Linked DNA regions of Mus musculus: region 2 is linked to region 1. The links are chromatin loops, found by intact Hi-C in ENCODE. Cell type or tissue: gastrocnemius. All regions are shown on one strand.

Region 1 (2,500 bases):
CTAGAAGAGGGCATCAGACCCCATTACAGATGGTTATGAGCCACCATGTGGTTGCTGGGAATTGAACTTAGGACCCTTGGAAGACAGTCAGCGCTGAGCCATCTCTCCAGCCCCACAAACACATTTACAAGTAAAAATAACTTTTAAAAAAGGTTTATTGTATGAATGATCATCGATATTTTCTATTCCTTTCTTTCCTCTCACTTCCTATGCCCTACCTCTTTTTCTTTCTCCAGTGCTAGAGATCAAACCAATCCCTAAGTCTCACACACACTAGAACGGACAGATCAATTAGCTCCATATTAAGTGAGGGGGACACAGAGACACACACACAAACTAAAATGTATTAAAGGTTTTGGGTCATGTACAGATGGCCTCCATACACACACAGCCAACCGATCTCAAGAGTATCATGGCCACCGTGTTCCTATTGCCTTTAATTCTAGCTTCAGGTCTCTACTGTTTTACCATTTTACAACTGCCCATCTTTTGTAAGTGCACGTGAGTGCAGGTGCCTGCTGAGTTAAGAGGCATCAGGGATAGCCCTGCAGCTGGAGTTACAGGCGATCTGAGCCTCCAGATGTGGGTGCTGGGAACCAAACTTTGCAAAAGCAGCATTCGGAGCCTTCTCTCCAGCCCATAGAGGACACTCATTTAATATCCTGCTTTTCCCCTCCGCCTGCTCCAAAGATAGACTTTCCTCCTTGGTTGCCAGTGGGTTTAAACTCCGGATGGTCTCGTAGTTCGAATCCGACGTTGCCCGACTGTCACCCCAATCCCACACTCCTTCGGCTAGCGGGAAGCTCCACGGCAACCCAAAACATCACAACTTCATCGAGTATCGCGAGAAGCTCCAATGCTCCCGCAGCCCCCGGAGAGGCGGAGCGAGGGCGGAGCCTCAGCGGGCAGGTGGGCGGAGCCCGAGGGCTTCCGCTATCCTACTCGGAAGACGCTCTTTTCAGGCGGCGCCCCCGCGTGACTGCGCTTTACATAATCGCGGCCCCGAGCGTCACAGTGGCGTAGTCCAACCCGGACCGAATCAGAGCCGTCGGGAACTCCACGTTCCGCCCCCTCCCGCGTGATCGACGTCCACGCGAGCCAGCGAACGGCCTCTGAGCACCGGAGAGCCCGCCCCTGCGCCCGCGGCCCGCCCTCGCCCGCCCGCCCTCCGCAGCCCGCGGCCCGGCCGCCGCCGCCAGGTTGTGCCTGAGACTGTCAGATAAAGCGGCGGGCCGGCGGGAGGGGCGGCGGCGATCACGGCCCGGGCCGGACATGGCGGCGCTGTACGCCTGCACCAAGTGCCACCAGCGCTTCCCCTTCGAGGCGCTGTCTCAGGGGCAGCAGCTGTGCAAGGTGCGCGGGCTGGGGCGGCGGCCGGGAGCTGGGGACGCTCCAGGCGCGGTTCGGAACTCTCGGTCCAGCGAGGACGGCTGCCGGGGTCCCCTCGGGCAGGGTGTGGCCGGCCCGTTTTGCGGACGAGCTGAGCCGGGCCCGCAGAGGACTGCAGGGTACTTGTGGGAGCCCCGGGCGGAGTCCAGGCCCTGGCAGCCGGCGTGTCCTGGTGCTTAGCAACGGCTGGGGTTTCTTCTCCGACCTGGTGAGGTCGCGGGAGGGGACAGCTCCCCTGTTTGTCCCCGACTGGCCCCCCGGGAAGATTTCCTTGGACCGCCTTCTCTTCTGATGTGGTCGTCTTGAGTGTAGAATGACGGTCCAGAGATTTCCCTTGTCCTGGATGAGATTGAACCCCGGAATCAGGTGCTGCTTGTGAGGAGTGTTTTGAACTCTGGACACTTCGTGGGCACTTTACAGCCGATCTCAAAGTTAGAGGTGGCAAGGCTTTATTAGGGAAAATGAAAAAAGTACCCCAACAGTGTCTTGGAACACACACGAACAGGGTGACTTTTTAGCATCTAATTGGTAGCCTTCCTCCTCATCCTAAGCATTTTTTAACCCCTGAAATGCCAGCGTTTTTATATATAACTTCCTCCCACCTCGTCGGTTCAAGAGAGCAACAGTTAAGTCGGCAAGCTCGTGCAGAGTTGCCGTTGACAGATCCTCAGATATTTCAGATACAGAATGTGTGTCTGTGTCCGTCCGCTGTGTGTAGTTCACCTCCCCGCGTCCCCCCAAAAAGATGCCCACATACTTTCCTTAAGCCACTTGGGTTTACTGAGTCCGAAAGATAGTGTTTGAAGGCCCCCTTGGACATAAAAACTTTGATCTAAACATTTTTCTTGTTTGTTTCCGAGGCAGGGTCATATAACTTGTAGCTCTGGCTGTCTTTGAACTCTCAGAGATCTATCTGACTGCCTCTGTCTTCCAAACGCTGGGATTAAAGTCGTGTACTGTTGCTCAGTCTAAGGCTGTATGATTCTTTGTTGTTATTTTTGTTTTTTGTTTTTCCAAGACAGGGTTTCTCTGTATAGCCCTGGCTGTCCTGAAACTCACTTTGTAGACCAGGCAGGCCTCGAACTCAGAAAATCCTGAACTCGGCCTCCTG
Region 2 (2,500 bases), 85 kb after region 1:
GTTGGGTTGCAGAAGTGCGATATTAAAGTAAAAGCCATGAGTCTTTTAGGCCCAGTGTGTAAAGACACATTCTGAGTTATAACTCAGAGGCACATTTGGATAGTATCAGCAGTAGCCAGCCACAGGTCACAGCCTTGGGAACCAGAAGAACAAGGCACGATTCATTCAGTTTTTATTATAGTTCCTTAATTCTAAGAGGTATTATTTTCATTTAACTTCCCTTTTAATGTTTTTGTGCTTGGGGTGCTGTTGATGGTGAATGTGTGCCTGTGACATGAGAGCCCTTCCTCTCTTTTTCCTTAGTTCAATCTCTGACACATCTTTTGCACTCTAGAATGGTTACTTGTGACACACTATGCTTATTAGCAAACAAGTCCGTGAGGACACCTGATCTTTATAAATAAGAATATGAGTGGAAAGTGCAGTGAGATAAACCTGCATGCGTGCATCCTTACAAGACAGCGCTATGCTTCAGGCCCTGCCACTAATTCTAAAGCAATGTTGTCTTAGTAAGTGGGGCTTTTGTTCTGTTTTTTGAGACAAGGTCTCATCATGTAGCCCTGACTGGCCTGTAATTCACTATATGGAGATCAGGCTAGCTCTGCACGCACAGAGCTCTGTCTGAGTGCTGAGCAAGTTCCCCAGTCACCACTTTGAGATAGGGTCTTTAGGCTGTCTATGAAGCCCAGGTGGGCCTTGGATCCACAGTGGTCCTCCTGTCTCAGCCTCCAAAGTGCTTGGATTATAGGCAGCAGCTACTTCACCAGGCTTCCCATGTCTTCTTAGGAATAGGGATCTTTTTGCTTGGTTTGTTTTGGGGTGTGGGGAGGTGTGTTTTTGAGACAAGGTCCCAGAAGCTGCCATCCTCCTGCTTCTGCTTCCTGAATGCTGGGGTTCCAGGTGTGCACAGACCTGCCTACCTTAATCCATGCTTTAAAATATAACATTGGGGTGACTAATTGGCTGTCAGGCCATTGCCAAATCTGGGTCTCCATAGTAGCATGGCTTTGAAATGAGCTGTAGCAGCAGCAGGTATGTCCTGTCCGAATCTTAAAGCTAAGCTTGGCAGAGCTCAGGTATAAGTGCTTTCATGGGGCAGGGAAAGAATATGAATACTCAAAATATTTATTCCTACATTTTAGTACAAGTGGATTATGAAATTATATAATGTGGTTAAAAATGCTCAGACTTGGGAGACTGGAGAGATGGGTCAGCAACTGAGAGCCCTTCCTGTTCGTCCAGAGGACCTGAGTTCAGTTTCTTGCACCCAGGTTGGGCAGCTTTGAACCATCTGTAACTCCGTATCCAGGGGATCAGATGCCCTCTTCTGGCCTCCACAGGTACCTTCTCACATGACATACATTGCACGCAAACACATAAAATTAAGCTTTTTTTTTTTTTTAATAAGACTAGGTCCCACTATGTAGCCCTGGCCTGGAACTCACTCTGTAGACCCGTGTAGCCTTAAACTCACAGAGATCTGCCTGCCTCTGCTCTGGAAGTAAAGGCATTCACTGCTGTTCCTGACATTTTTAAATGCTCAGGTTTAACTGGGCCTTGTGCATGCATGAAATCTCAGCACCTAGGAGGTAGAGGCAGGAGGGTCAGAAGTCCAAGGCCATCCCAAGCTCTGTAGCTTGTTTGTGGCTAACCTGGAATATAGGAAGTCTTGGTTTTAAAAAAGAAAAGAATTTTAAACTGTAAAGTCATACAAATTTGAACTGTATTTATTTACTTTAAAGAAATTATTATCATGGGGGTGGTATGTCTCAGTATTCTAGCCCTACAACTGGAAGGGCTGTCAGCCGCAGGGGATTGTCCCCACCAGTGATGCAGTGTAAAGCTCATGGCAAGTGTGTGGCAGGTAAGTGCGCAGGAGATTGGAGGACACTAATGTGTGTATCCAGTCAGGAGCCTCTCCCTGGGCACTGCCTGCTGGGGTTCACAGGGGAGGGGACAGGGGACAGCTCTCGATTTCTAACCCGATGCTGACGTCACTTTACATCCTTCCTGAGCGTTTGTCGAGCTTTTCTGGGAAGTTTGTTTTGGTGGTGGTGTTGATGGTGCTGCTGCTGGTGGTTTTGTGTGTGGGGTGTGTATGTGTGTGTCTGTCTGTCTGTCTTAGAGCAGGGCCTTACTGTGTGTAATCCAGGCTAACCTTGAACTTGGCATCATCCTTGTCTTAACATCTGAAGTTCCTTTTTTATTTTGTTTTTTTTTGTTTTTTTTTTTTTTCCAAGATGGGGTTTCTCTGTATAGTTGTAGCTGCCCTGGAACTTGTGGGCCAGGGTGGCCTCCAGCTCTACCTGCCTGGGATGAAAGGCTCGCAGCACCACGCTTGCCTTGAAGTTCTAAAACAAAAGTGCCGTCATTACTGGTTTCTCAGGGGTTAGGAATTTTGGGTGGAATGTGAGCTAGAGCTTATAAGACCTTGTGTTTAAAGGGAAAGGACAGCATGTTGAATGGGGTCCTCAGGTGCTAGACCACTAATATTGGACTA

The links. Peaks named below come from ENCODE experiments on the same cell type or tissue, not always from the same donor. Only the 100,000 strongest peaks of a DNase experiment are listed, where the experiment ranks them.
Region 2: a loop joins it to region 1, with 3 times the contacts of the local background. A loop is called at or near these places in 19 of 42 quality-filtered maps.

Annotation. Positions count from the first base shown.
Region 1 is chr4:132,921,211-132,923,710 of GRCm38, reverse strand. It overlaps Fam76a (family with sequence similarity 76, member A), which reads left to right and starts at 1,160. Exons shown (of 9, transcript NM_145553.2): 1 at 1,160-1,353. The coding sequence starts at 1,273. In gastrocnemius, a CTCF peak has its summit at 1,256; a DNase peak (open chromatin) is centred at 992; H3K4me3 peaks cover 2,251 bases; H3K27ac peaks cover 2,133 bases.
Region 2 is chr4:132,835,980-132,838,479 of GRCm38, reverse strand. All of the region lies in intron 2 of Ppp1r8 (protein phosphatase 1, regulatory subunit 8), which reads left to right. It also overlaps Gm22767. Among named protein-coding and RNA genes, the nearest start is that of Ppp1r8, 5.9 kb to the left of the region's middle. In gastrocnemius, no CTCF peak of the experiment used is centred here; no DNase peak of the experiment used is centred here.